2 separate regions of the Mus musculus genome follow, and region 2 is linked to region 1. The links are chromatin loops, found by intact Hi-C in ENCODE. Cell type or tissue: left cerebral cortex. All regions are shown on one strand. Links, peaks and the distances in the headings refer to the core of each region. The heading gives the core; the rest is flanking DNA.

What was found. Hi-C counts contacts between places; a loop is a spot of excess contacts. Peaks named below come from ENCODE experiments on the same cell type or tissue, not always from the same donor. Only the 100,000 strongest peaks of a DNase experiment are listed, where the experiment ranks them.
Region 2: a loop joins it to region 1, with 2.9 times the contacts of the local background. A loop is called at or near these places in 1 of 42 quality-filtered maps.

The regions. Positions count from the first base shown.
Region 1 is chr11:113,288,652-113,296,179 of GRCm38, reverse strand. All of the region lies in intron 7 of Slc39a11 (solute carrier family 39 (metal ion transporter), member 11), which reads left to right. Among named protein-coding and RNA genes, the nearest start is that of Gm51927, 17 kb to the left of the region's middle. In left cerebral cortex, for the core only: a CTCF peak has its summit at 3,979; DNase peaks (open chromatin) are centred at 3,645 and 3,905; H3K27ac peaks cover 310 bases.
Region 2 is chr11:113,217,721-113,225,248 of GRCm38, reverse strand. Gm39505 (a long non-coding RNA gene) reads left to right here and starts at 5,969. Exons shown (of 3, transcript XR_880299.2): 1 at 5,969-6,111; 2 at 6,802-6,872; 3 at 7,367-7,528. In left cerebral cortex, for the core only: no CTCF peak of the experiment used is centred there; DNase peaks (open chromatin) are centred at 3,361 and 3,740; H3K27ac peaks cover 184 bases.

The DNA.
Region 1 (7,528 bases), core at 2,943-5,442:
TATTAATCTTTTCTATCTTTATCTTCTATTTATCTCCTTCTGTAGGAGTTGGTAAACATTCCCTAGATGTTTTGCAAAAGTCGTGTTTATCTCCCCGCTATCTGGCTCTCAGCATTTCCCACCTCGTTTACCTCATCACAAAGTAGATTCATCATCCTTACTCCTTCTTTCCAAGAATTAAAATAGAGCATTTGGGTGATCCTCTGCAAAGAGACCAATAGAGCAGGAAGCTGTAACAATCAACGAGGTGTGGGGAGGCCAACCGCAGAGGCCCCTGTTTGCTATTGTGGGTTATTGTACGTCACGTTTAGTGTTGTAGTAACTTTAGTAAGATTCATTTATCTTATTTTGTCTGTATGAGCGTTTTGCCTGTTTGTGCACCATCCCCACAGAGGTCAGAAACAGAGTCATGGATGGCTGTGAACTGCTGTAAGGTTGCTGGGAATTGAACCGAGATCCTTTGTAAAAGAAGTCAGTGCTCTTAGCTGCTGAAGCCCTACCCCCAATATATTTTTCAAGAACTGGGTATGACCTGATGTCTTAGTTAGGGCTTTACTGCTGTGAACTGACAAGTCTTGTCAGTATGAGTATTTGGTCAGGGAAAGGGGCACCATGACCAAGTCAACTCTTATAAGGACAACATTTAATTGGGGCTGGCTTACAGGTTCAGAGATTCAGTCCATTATCATCAAGGCAGCAACATGGCAGTATCCAGGCAGGCACGGTGCAGGAGGAGCTGAGAGTTCTACATCTTCATCTGAAGGCTGCTAGCAGAATCCTGGCTTCCAGGCAGCTGGAAAGAGGGTCTTAAAGCTCACACCCACAGTGACACATCTACTCCAACAGGGCCACACCTTCTAATAGTGCACTCCCTGGGCTGAGAATATGCAAACATCTGACTTGTCCACAGTTAAGAGGGTTCTTTCTCACGGACCATCTCAGAAAATAAGGCATGAGGTTACTCACGCATCTTCATGGCATCCCTGTGATTCCCTAGGCTCCCTCTTTTTTGGGGGAGAACTGATTGGGCTGTAAGTGGTCTCCAGAGACAAGCTTGCTTCTGATGTCTTGCTCCGAAACCCACTAGCAACTTCAGAAGAGACAGCCCTGTGCCCAGAGAGTCTTTCTTTTGCTTCCCTTATTACCTGGACTAGATTCCAGACCCCTCTGATCTCACCTCACTGTCTCAAAACAAGGAGGCTACCGAGACCCCCACCCCCACCCTGTTTGCCCTAAGCAGCTAGCAGCCGCTTCTCCCTCCCCCCATCAGCAGCACAAGGGGCTCTTTATGCTCACCCCTTCTTCCTCCACTGTTGCTTCAGCCGCCCCCACCCATGTCCCTGGCGACAGGGGCCGGACATCTTGGCAGCAGGAGCCATAGATTCACAACATGGGCTCTGTTAGCCTGGAGCAGCCAGGGGAGGGGCAGGCCCACAGAGCCCTCTGGGAGCCAATGTGCTTTCTATGTGGCTTTCCCAGGCACTCAAAAGTGATACGGCTCCCTGTCTACTCCACGGCTCTATCCATCTTCCCCGGCAGCTGGTGTGCAGATACTTCAGGGAAGGAAGCTATTGTCTTCCAGGACAGACCACTGAAGCGGCCCTCCTGTAGGGAGGGTGGTCTGCATTCCCATAGATTCTGCGTGGCAAGCTGAGGTAGCTTTGGGACATCAGTGCCTGTGTAGTACTGAATAAGATCATGTGTCACCAGTCTGTTTCTAATGATTGCTTGGTGGGGGCTGCTGACCCAAGGCAGAGGTGTGGCCATTCTTTAGCAAGTAAGGGCATTTAAGTTCTGTCCACCAGATTCCCAAACTCACAAAGCTAACATTTCCTGAGCTCCTTCCACGTGGAGACCTTGTGTCTGGACACAGGACACCTTGTATCCCATCTTTGCCTTCCAGCCTTTTGTGTGAGAGAAGATGATATACTCACTTTGCAGATGTAAAATGTAGGTTGGACTGCTCAGGGCAGATGTAGGTTTTGACCCCAAACAGCCCAACTACGGAGCCTGTGCCTCTAACCACTACCCTTCTTTGCCTTTCAAGATAACACATCTGTTGTAACCTAAAGACTTAGAAAGAGTCCTCCAAAGTGGTAGGGAACTGGGGTCAGCTTCCGTGGGGGCAGTATGTCAACCCCCATCATGAGTACTTTGGATGTCCTCTGTTGAAATCCCGGCTCAACTGTCAAGAGCATCTTCTATCTCCCTGGGGAGGCCGGGAGACAACAATGTACAAAAATCACGTCAGTGAGAATCAGTCTACGCGGCCAGTCCTACAGGAAGCAGATGCTAATGTTGAGGAAGGCTTTGAGTGTGTCTATAGGTGCTTGCCGCTATGGTGAGAACCATAGCCCTTAATGGCTCCCCTGAGTGGTGGGTAAGGAAGAATATACAGAACAGAGGGAGGAAGAGGAGGTGAAAGGAGGAAGGGAAGGATAGAGAAAGGGAGGAAGGGAGTGGGAGCAAGGGAAGGGACACCCCAGAGAGGTGGGACCAAGATGATCTGGTGGCACCTAAGTCGTGAACTGCTTGCCTGGACCCACCTAGTGGGAGAGGTGGACAGATGGGCAAGGTCACTGAGAAAGACAGAGATACAGAGCAGGGGTCACTTGTCCTAGAAAGTTCCAGAATGGAGGTGATTGGGGGTGGGGGTGATGTCTTAACTGCCAGCGCTGCGGAGGTTCTTCCATGGCAGTGGGCCCTGCCTCATTCAGTTATTGGACTTATTGGACTAGAATGGGTCCCAAGTCCTCTATGACTGGGAATGCTTATGAGATAAGCGGGGTGGGGAGGATTGAGGAGGTTAGAGAGACACAATGGGGGTTTGTAGCGATACAGGCACACTGGGGGGAAGACACCCCTGTGACAGTGTGACAGAGTTTGAGCTGATACAGATACAAATAAAAGCCTTCCCGGAATGTTCAGGTGCCACCCGGAGCTGGAACAGGCAGGAAGGATCCTCCCTAGAGCTACCGAAGAGCCTGGCCCCGCTGACACCTTGACTATGGACTTTTGGCCACAGGAACCCTGAGAAGTCTCTGCTCCAATAGCCCCAAGGAACTCACGGGGAGAGTCTGCCCAGGCAGCAGCTCAGGCCTCCCTGACCTGGTCCTTGCTTAGCTTTCTAAACCACTTCCTACTACAGAGCCTGGAATTCACGTCGTAATCCATGTCCCATCCACGGCCACGCATCAGCTCCCCTTGACCTTTGGCAGTTTTGCTAGGAGGAGGAGGAGGAGGAGGAGGAGGAGAAGGAGGAGGAGGAGGAGGAGGAGGTGGAGGAGGAGGAGGAGGAAGAGGAGGAGGAGGAGGAGAAGGAGGAGGAGGAGGAGGAGGAAGAGGAGGTGGAGGAGGAAGAAGAGGAGGAGGAAGAGGAGGAGGAGGAAGAGGAGGAGGAGGAGGAGGAGAAGGAGGAGGAAGAGGAGGAGGAGGTTAAAATTTGGGAGGCCAGTCCTTCTCCTCCAGATCTCCCTCAGTTCAGTTTGAACCAGACGGCAGCAAAGCAGCCGGTGTTCTACCTCCTTCAGCAACCTTCAGAGTGGGGCCCATGGGAGAGTCAGGGCTGTCCCGTGTTGGAGCTATTAAATTGTCATAAGAAAGAGGCCTTTGTCGCAGGGACACAGCCCTCAGCCCAGTCACAGAGACAGATTGTGCCAGAAAACAAATAACAGAAGAAAGAAAAAAAAAAAAGTTCAACCACAGCATTCTTTGCAACTTCAGTCACTTGCCTCCTGTCTGTCCTTAAAGGACGAAGTTCCTTTCATCATCCTGATTCCTACCGAGAGGTTATTGGCTTTTAATTCCACCCAGAACCCAGAGCCCTGTGGAGACCCTTGCCCAGACCATCTGCACGGCCTGCTGCCTGCTTTGGCAGCCATGACCACGGGCCTGCGGGAGGGGAGACAGAGGTCCCTCAGGCCTGGACAGGCGCTCAGAAGAACCAAGGCTGCAGCTGGAGTTTTCAGTCAATAGGGGTCAGCAGGACTAAGTTCTGAACACCTCAACCCACAAACCTGTGTTCAAATCCCAACTAGTATCTGCAGCCCAGGTCTGGGGGGCAAAGGGCACTCTGGACCCACGTGACCAGGGAGCCCCTGACTCCACCCCCATCCAGCCCCAAATCTTCTCAGAATATTTCCCACAAAACCCTTAGCCCTGGTAGCCAGCCCGGGCCACACAGCTGTGCTTGGGACTTCCCAGTGGAGACTTTGCAGGCAGTTCTGGCAGCCGGGCTGCCTTAGCTGGATCTTGTTGTCCTCAAGGAGACTAAGAAGGCCTGGCCTCTGGGGAGTGAGGCCCACATCCTGCCTGTGAAGATGGGCGCACTCCTAAGAAGGCTTTGGGTTGTGGTGCTAGGCCGGCGCTCTGCCTAGCTCCGATGTCTCCTCAACCTCTTTGTGATAGGACTTCACTGTGCAGCCCTGCCTGGCTCCAAACCCGAGACACTCTTGTCTCTATCGCTCAAGAGTGCTGAAGTCACAGGCTTGTGCCAGCACACCGGCAAGGGTGATTTTAAGAAACAATACAACACCGTAACCCAACAAGATGTGGCCGTGAATATGGCTCAGTCGGTAGAGCCCTAATGCAGCCTGCTCCAAGCCTTGGGTTCGATTCCCAGCATGTCACCAACTGGTCATGGTGGCACATGCAAGGTCTTCCTGAACCTCAGATAAGCCTGAGGCCATGCTGGAATAAATGAGACCCCCGCCTGCCTACAGATAAATGAGGCTGTAAAGAAGGTATATCCATATTGGAAGAGACTACAGTGTGAATGTGGGGGAGGGGGAGGGGCTACCCTGTCCTTCTCCAAGTCCCCAAATCCAGGCTCTAGCCCTGACGTGGTGCATAGCACGTCAGGGTCGGGGGGAGGGGGGCGGCCTCAGCTGTTCCCATGAGCTCCTGGTATACCACATAGGGTGAGAGCCAGGTTTCCAGAAGGAAGGCAGGCAAAGAGGGGCTCACGGAGCCCAGCCTCTGCGCCCTCTGCCCTTCTGCAGGGGCGAGTTCTCCCAGATCTTCTGTATCTGAGCACACGGCCTCTGCAAAGCTCGGGAAGTCAGCTGAGGTGGATGGCTGGGGTGTGTCCAAAGGTCGGGAGTGCAGGATCCAGTGCGGAGCGACGTGCAAGTGCCCTGTTCCAACGGCAAGAAAATGACTTTTCTTCTTCCCTCTGTGGTAGTTCCCTCAGCTTGTGATGCTGTGCACGCGCGCCTGTGGTGTGCATGGTCACTTTAGCTTTTATTCATAGTAAAATATACCTGACAGGACACTCACTTCCACAGTCGTTTTATGTGAGCTACCACCACACGCTGGACGGCTGACATGACCACCCATTTTGAGAACTTGCTGTCTTGTCCAAGCTACACCCTGTGCCCATTTAACACCAGCTCCCCCCTCCTTCCCGGCACCCAAGCTTTCTGCCTTCTCTGTCTACCCAGTCGACTGCCTTAGAGATGCCTGTAAGAATTTGTCCCATTGCATCTGAACCCGTCACTTAGCATAATCTTCCTGAGACTCATTCATAAGGTAGCCCGTGCCGATCTCCTTTCTTTTCAAGGCTGAGTCGTGGTCACCCTCAGAAATGGACCTTATTTTGTTTCTACTTTGTATCTCTATTCACCTGTTAGGGGAAAAACTGGGTCATTTTATTCCCTCAGCCCTTGTGAGCTTTTTTTTTTTTCACACCATTGAAAGGGTGTGGGGTAAACACGTCTCGGAGGCCCTGCTTCCAATTCTTCTCTGTGTAGATTCTAGGAAAAAGGTTCCTAAGTCACTGCGATTTTGATTTAGAGGACTCTGTCAGGGTGTGACATCTTTGCTGTCACACAGAGCAATGTAGAAGGAGGAGACCCTCACAGACTCTCGGAGCCAGAGACCAGGCATGTAGGAGGTGCTCACTTCTGAGTATGGCCCCCATATGGCCGTAGCCACACATCCATCCGTATTGCAGGCCTTGTAGTGGGGAGAGGAGAAAGGAACTGGGAGAAACAGTGAAAGTAAGGAACTACTCTGATTCTGGTGATGCCCCTCATGACTCCAGCCCTGTCACTCCTCAGCCTGGTGGGTGACATGCTGCATGAACCCTGCTCTGAAGCCAGGCAGCAGTACCAGGTGACCTGCTGTAAACTGTATACCCCTGCCTGGCTGGCTCAGCAAGCCACCCTGTGACCACAGTCAGTTCTGCTTTCTGGTGTTCTAGTGCCCTTCCTCTTCCCTGGGCTACGGTTTCCTTACCTGCAAAACAGGACTTGTCAAGAGGAGAAAAAGCAAGAGTCTTGTGTACAGTCCACCAAGGCAAGTGAGACACTCCCAGGAGGGACAGTGTCTGTCCCCATTCCCTATCTGTCTTCCTTTGGTACCTGTGGCTGAGTGTAATCTACCCACCGCCTATAATAGTGGTCGCTGGTCCTGCACCCAAGTTCCCAGACTCCATTGTCTAAGGACTAGGTTGGTTTTGGAAAAATCACCTTCTCTGTCTCAGGTTTTCAGTCAGTATAGAGACACCAACCGCTCCCCAGGCCACAGCGTTGGAGACAGAAGGCAAGTGCATATGAATTCCAAGCTTGGTTCCAGAATGAAAACAGTGTCAAGTCAGGTGATGGCTTGATAGTGGTGGTGCGGTGCTGGGGGGAGGGGGAGTGCTGCCTCTGGTCATGTCCTAAGGTAAGCAAATAGAGCTTAGGGCACAACTAGATAAGGACGAAGGACTGGATGGTAGCAGTTGCCTCCCTGGCCTTGATGGTCTCCATCCTGCTGGGCTTAGGGGATGTGTGTGAAAGGGTTTGCTGTTCAGGTGTAAGGACCAGAGTTTCAGTCCGCAGAACCCACAAAACTCCAGCGGTGGCTCAGTGCTTCTACAGGGCGATAGGAGGCAGAGACAGGGTAAACATTTCTGGAAGCTCAAAAGTACACAGTGCGTACCCATTCACACACATAGGTACACAGTGCACACACTCAGATGCACACATACACACACAGACACACAGTGCACTCATATTCACACACATAGGCACACAGTACACATACTCACGTGCATACTGCATAGGCACACAGCATGCACACATTCTCACACACAGGCACATGGCACATACACATTTACACAGTACATACATATGCATACACACAGGCATGCACACATACACACACGGGCACACAGTGCACACACACAGGCACACAGTGCATACATATTCACATATACACGGATACCCAGTATACACACATGCACACACACAGGCACACAGTGCATACACTCAGATGCACACATACACACACAGACACACAGTGCAAACATATTCACATACATAGGCACACAGTACACACACTCACATGCACACTGCATAGGCACATAGCATGCACATATTCTCTCTCTCTCTCACACACACACAGGCACATGGCATACACACATTCACACAGTACATATATATGCACATACACAGGCACACAATACACACATATTCCATACACACAGACACCCAGTACACACACATGCACACACAGGGGCACATAGTGTACACACTCACATGCA
Region 2 (7,528 bases), core at 2,273-4,772, 70 kb after region 1:
CAAAGACTTTATTCTTGAATGTAAACGAGAACAGTTTGAACTTACCCAGGAGTGCTGTGGTGGAGCAAAGGCTCTACATCAGAAGGGCACAGAGGAAATTGTAAGGAAGTAGATCCCTGTTGTTGGGGAAGAGAATGCAAGCTGTAGGCGATATGAGGTCACTTAGACAACGTTCAAATCTCTAACTGGGCGACATGTTATTCAGGAAGATAAATCGCCAGTACATTAAAAAGACTAATGAAACAAACCGGGTGTGATTTCCCCTTCCAGGGAAGGGGATGAGGGACTGGAGAGGAATACTTAAGAACCTCCAGACTGGTCATCTCCAAGATCTGACATTGCAGGACGGGGGTGTATAGCTCAGTTGACAGAGTGTTTGAACAACCCGAACAAAGTTCTGGGTTCAGTCTCCTCTAAACTAGGCATTACGTGCCTGTAATCCTTGCACTTGGAAGGTGGAGGCAGGAGGATCCTTAAGTTTGTGGGTATCAGCCTCTATAGCAAGTTTGAGACCAGACATTAGGTACTGTCTTGAATAAACAAGCTGTAGACGTGTGCTGAATTCAAATTCTAGACTCGCTGTTCCTCAGGGGCCTCATAATTTCAACGCTCTGAACTTTGGCTTCCCTGTTTGTAGGATGGTCACTGAGAGAGCGTGCTTAAAGCAGTGCCTGGTACCCAAGAGTACCAAGAGTCAATATGTGGATGTGTTACAAGGGTTACCCCATGTAACAGCGATGATGCAATTGTACGGCCAGAGATGGGAGAGGGCGCGGATCCACGATCCTTCACTAACTCCACATTGCTCCAGCATGTGTCTTGCCAGCCTTAACTGCTCATAAGATGCCGTGAGTTAGGTAGCAGCTACATACCACTCACTGCTCAGCTCCCAAGGACCCAGAGTGGTCACGCTGTTGTCAAGACCTTTGCTGATGTCAAGGACAGAGAGTGGGAGCTGCTTCTTGGCAGGCAAAAGAGGGATTTTACTTGCCTGCTTCAAGTCCCTCTGGGTGTGGATAGAATGCAGACTCCAACATGGGTGCTCCCTTTGTTGCCGACTCGGGGTCTGCCCAGATGGCAGTCCTGCCCCAGTGCTGTGAATGGAAGGGATTGTCGTGTGCATGGGAGGAGCTGGCTTTGGAGATCAATAATTTATTTGCTACAATTAAACTCGAGACTTCTGTCTCCAGCAGCAGATAAGCAAGTGGAGAGCTAACAAGGAGGAAGGGAGGGGTGGCTCTGACAAACTGGTTGTGAAGGCCAGGGCAGGCTGATTGAGTGCCTGTCATTGTTTTATGGTGGCAATAACATTGGCAGGCATCTGAGGGACCTAGGAAGGAAGGAGCCAGCTGTAGGCACAAGGCAGGCAGTCTACTGGAGTCATCAGGGAAGGCTTGGGGTCCCCAGGCCCTGTGGAAAGCAGTGAATTGATAACAAGCTCACTCTCTCCTCCCTTTCTGGGTCAAAAGAACTAGGGGCTGCTGGAGTATGTAGTTCAGACATGGGCACAGAAAGGTAGCTGAACTCAACAGGACACTATGGGGGTAGACTCATGAAGAATGACTGTCCTTAAATGGCAGAAATTTAAACAGGTGGTAGGTTAGCCTTCAGGAAGAACTGCCTCCTACAATCTGGAGAACTCTCTGGTGAGTGCTTGTTCTATGCCATGGCAGTTTATAAAAATGTGTTGATTCTTGTAACCCACAAAGTAGGCACTCCTATAATGCATTTATAGAAAGACAACTGGGGTCTTCAGAAGTTAAATGCCTTGTCCAAGGTCACAGCTCCTGAGTAATTAAGACAGCCTATTCTTGAAGTCTCTCCAGATAGTATCCTGTCTGCTAAAGAGGTCCTCATCTACCAGCTGCTATGGGATAGTCTCTCCTGGTTATCTTGCTGTGCCATTGGCCATCTATTGCAGCCATGCATGCATGTACTACATATATACATGCACATACTGCATAGACATCCATGTACGTCCACATGCATGCACACACCACACACAATGCACATATAACATAATGCATAGATCATACATATGTGAACCAACACACAATGCACACATAGCATTCATGAACAGGTCACATATATGTACTTTACACACAATGTACACATAACATGAATGATCACATACAATGCACAAATCCTTGCCATCCACACACAATATACTTATAGCATACAGGCACAATCACATACACGCACATTACACACAATGCATGCATAACATCTGAGCACATGTCACACACATGTATACCCACACAACATACAAATAGCATCTGTGAACATCTACAAACAATACATATATAACATATAGGTACAGATCACACATGCACATCCCCATATAGTGTACAAAAATATATATATACACATACACACACACACACACATACACACACACACACATATATATCGCACATGTGCACATACTATGCCAAATACTTGCATAGCATCACATGCAAACACATAACTACAACACACCCCACCTGGCAAGATCAAACATATGCACATTGTCCTCCCCACCCCACCCCCCACAACTGGTGTGACTGGAACAGCATTGCCCTCATCTCCCTTCCTGGCTCACCTGAGGCATGAACAGATTGAGGAAACCGTAAGGCCTGATCTCCATCCGCCTAACTAGAAAGGGGTGTGGCCTCATACCTGGCCCCCATGCCTTCTAAGACACAGCTCCGAGGCAAGGCATCTCTGTCTTATTAACCATGACATTTGGGTCCAGTCCGTTCTGTCTTACAAGGTGCTGTCCTGTGCACTGTAAGATACAGTATCCTAGCCTCTATCCTTCAAGGCCAGTACCATCATGATGTGACAACTAAAAGTATCTTCAGACCCACTGTCTCCTTGTGGGGTACAGATGTGAAGATTCAGCTTCAGATCTTTTCATGTGGATTACTTTAGATATGGGGGCCACGGAGTCTGGAGCATAGCTCAAGGTCATTCTTGGCTACTTAGTGAGTTCACGGCCAGCTGGCTGCATGAGACTCTGTGTGTGTGTGTGTGTGTGTGTGTGTGTGTGTGTGTGTCTGTCTGTCTGTCTGTCTGTCTGTCTGTCTGTCTGTCTGTCTCTGACATGTATAACCTGGCTTCATGCCAGCAGTCCCCCACTCCTCTGCCTATACACCCATCCCTACTGTCCTCATCTGTTTTATGGGAGCTGGGTCAGCTGTGGGCAAGACTGTGTTTTGTGAGTGAGAAGGAAGGCAAGACATGACCCGTCCATCATCACTTCTACAATCACTCCTTGTAACTTTCAAGAAGCGAGCCACGCTTCCAAAAGTTGGGGCACAACAGCTGGATAAATAGGCCTTTCTCCCCAATGCCCTCAAAGTCCTAGCTGTCTGCCTGCTCCCCGCATGGCCTTCTGAGACTCTAGTCCACTCTGCAGGCAGCAGCAAGCACAAACGCCTCTCTGTGCTTTCTCGGATGGGAGTTTTCCTCCCTCATCTTCTCCTTTAGAAGTGCTTGGGTTTTTTTTTTTTCCCCACTCATTCACTTGCTGAGCCCTCCCCACCCCCTCCTGCGCAGTGGCCTCCTCTTCCCCCCTGGTACACCTGACTTATTTATTTATTTATGGCCAGAGTATTTGAGCTGGGGGTTTAGTTCGGTCTATTAAGCTCCCTCCTTTTCCTGCCTGGGAACCTGGGTAATGAGTAACCGTAGCGTGCTACAGGCAGCTGTCTCGGACAACCCAAGAGACTCCGTGGAGCCGCATAAGGGAGCGTTTGTTCTGTCCCAGCTCAATAGTTCCTTGTGCGGGAGGCCGTGATGGGAGGGAGGCAGGCAGGGAGGCAGAAAAGAGACAGACACTAAATCACCGCGTCCTGACAATTCCTCTCTTCTCTCCCACCCCCTTCCTCCCCAACCTGCCCTGGTGACCACACATTTGGGACTTTCCAGCTCCTCTCTCTGAGCCTGTGGACCTGACCAGCAGCCCATGCACAGCCCAAGGAGAGGTCTTTGGCCAGTTGAGGTTACATGGAGCCTGACGGCTGGTCTTTCACATGGGGGGGGGGGTGGATTTGGTGGCCTGGTTCCCTCATTGTGTTAGGAAACACAATGCCCATTGTCCCCAAGGTCATGTTGTGATTCAATAAATCTTCAGCCATTGGCCCCCAACCTTGTGGGCCTGGATCTGTCATAAAGCTATTTGAAAAGTGCTTTCATGAAGTTGTTCAAGTGTATTTTGGGATTAGTTATATGCCCCACAACCAACAGGGGACTCGTTAGGACCTTGCTTGACCTGTGTCATTCTGTAGACAGGGAAGTCAGAAGAAGATGGAATTGGACATATGGCCTCTAGAACACCCTCCTTGCCCAACCCTGAACTCCAGTCACACCAACACATTCCATGCATGGTGATTGGACACCTCCACTGAGCTAGCTGCTTAGCCAGGTCCTGGGAATGGCTATCAAAACAAGGAGGGTGTGGCCATGCTCTCAGATTACAATGGGGTAAAGAAAACATATCAGAACCAAATTTCAGTGAGTAAGGTAAGCCCAGCTATACTACGTGGTTAGGACACACATTAAATAGCTGGGGACAGAAGAAATGACAAGATTAAAAGGTGGGTAATCACTAAGGAAGATTCCCGAAGGTAGCCTCTCCTCCAGGCAGAGGGGATGTTTTACAGGGGCTCTGAAGGAAAAGATGGACGGGGATGGTGAGAAGCATGGGCAAATGATTCACAATTCTTAGTAAGCTCTGGGCTATTCTTGGGTTAAGATGTGTGGAGCCTTGTGGGGACCTTTGAAGGAGCTGCTCTAAGAGACAGCAGCTCTGATCTCCCATTGGAAGGTACCTGGGAAAGTGAGAAGAGATGGCAGTGGGGAAACTACTTAGAAGCAGATGCCAGTGGTCTGGACAAAAGAAAATGACAAAAGACAGAGTAGGCAAGGTAATGACACCAAGGCCAGCGGATGCAAGGTCCATTGATACAGTGTGCCATGGTGTGTTGCCAAGAGCAGAGGGGAAGTGGCCCTGGGTCTCCAGGCTGGGGTGACTGGAACACAGATCCAGAGGAATGTAACAGTCCGAAGGTTCTGCTGTCTGCAGCTGGGAAGATGACTTTGAAGAAAAGTTCAGTCAGTAAAGAGCTTGACTTACAAGCATAAGGACCCGGGTTTGAGACCTGAAGCCTCTGTAGAAAAGCCAGGTACAGCAGCATGCACTTATAATCCCAGCATTGAGGAGAGAGAGAAAGAAAGATGGAGTCCCAGAACTCACTGACCAGCCAACCAAATCTCAGTCAGGTTCAGGCAAGGGAGAGACCCTGTCTCAAAGTCAGGGTGGATGGTGCTCAAAGATAAATATCCGAGGCTGACTGTTGGCTTCACACACTCACACATGCTCATGCACTTGAGCTGCACGCACACACACACACACACACACACACACGCGCACATGCACACGCACACGCACGCGCACACGCACGCGCACACACATGCACGCACACACACGCGTGCACGCGCGCGCGCACACACACACACACACACGCATGCACACACACACGCACACACACACACACACGCACGCACACACACCACACACACACACACACCACACACACAAGCATGCACACACACACACACGCACACACACACACACGCACACGCACGCGCACGCGCACGCGCACGCGCACGCACACGCACACGCACACACACACACCAGTAACAAAAAAGCAGAGCAGAACACTTAGATGTGGAGACTGGGTTAGAAGTAGAGTTCGACAGACAAGAGAGGGGAAAATATCCTAGCATCATCCGGAAATGAAAGTTGGGAGTCAATGGGAGGTCAGAGCTGCTGTTTCTTAGAGCAGCTCCTTCAAAGGTTTCCATGAGGCCAGAAACCCCCTTGCCAAAAAGCTGGGTCTTCTCTCTGTAGCAGGGTGGTAACGAGATTGTGTGACTGATAACGGAACCAACATGAGATGATACAGGTTCGAGTTCCAACTTTACTACCATTGTATGAATCAATTATTTTATGACTGAGTACTCAACACGCCTGACCTGACTGTATATCTACACAGAAAGGCTGCAGCAGTACCCATCACCTCAAACCATGGACGTGAAGCTTGCATGAAACCGTCAAAGGATGCTGTAAGTTCTCTTATAGTCTAAGTTCAGGAGGGCAGAATCATCCATGCATGGATCCCAGTGGTACCTTGTGTTTCTGTGAGTCTATTAAAAAATCCACCAGTGTGTGAAACATCTTGTAAATTAAGGATGGAAAAGAAAATATTCTTTTCTAGTTCAATATGGGAGAAGAGCTCTAGAAAAGTTGGGTGACATCTCCAAGATAATCTAGCAGGGGCAATGCCATTGTAGACCAGGAACCCCATGTTTTAGCCTAATGCAGGCAACCTGACTGACGGTTAGTCAACGATGCTTTGTGTCACATGTGACACAAAGCTTAATGGAACCTGGTTTAGAAAGTGAGATCATGGGTTATGAAGAAGTCCCAAGGAAGATGAACTTCAGAACTGAGGTTTGCTGATCCATTGGGACCTCAGGTACTTTAATTTCACCTTGATCTTGATCCTGGGGCTCATCTTCCAATAAACTTCAACAAAGTAATCAATGATAGCTGAGGCTATCCCAAAGGAGAGAAAAAGCCCTTAGACAGCAACTATACACTGTTGTGTGAAGGAGTCATCAAAAACTCAATGGCTCAAAACCACAAATACCGTATGTGGCAAATACACAGATCAGGAATTTGGGCAAAACTTAGATTAAGTCTCTTATCTTATATGGCCTGATACATGGGAGCTATTTACTGATCCTCTGCAGATAAGTAGCTGGGCCCCATGGACCAAGATGACTTCAGTCAAGTCTCTGATACATCTTTGAAGATCTCAGTGGTGGGTGAATAATAGTCTCTGGCTATCAGCCTAAGAACTGTGTGTCTATGACCTGCAGACATTTTCTTGGTGTTCAAGGACGCTAAACAGATGGACCAAGCTGTCAAACAACTTATGCCTTAGCTTCAGAAGCCAGAGGTCACTTCCTGCATATCCTTCCAGTCAATAAGCCATTAAAGCCAATCAAACTTCATAGGGAAAGGAGTTAGAGTTTACTTCCCCATGAGAGGAAGAGTCATGGGTTGGTGGCCATCTTTGTGTTGCCCTATAATGTAAAAAACTTTTCAATTTTTAAAAAAATGTGATGGTTAATATTATCAACCTGAGAACAGAATCGCCAGAGAAACAAGACTCTAGCTACGTATGCAACATTACCTAGATCAGGCTAAATGAAATGAGGATGCCCATCCTATGTGGGTGGTACTAGGACTAAATTAATAAAGAGAAAATGAGATAAGTTCCAGCATGCATCACTCTCTGCTTCTTGACCACAGATGTAACATGGCCAGATGCCTAAAGCTCCTTCTGACGTGACTTCCCCTCCAGGATGGGCTTACCCCAAAACTATCATCCGAAGTAAGTCCTTCCTGAAGTCACTTTTGCTGAGTATTTGATCACAGAAATGATACCCATAGTGAGTACACTGGGTGATTATG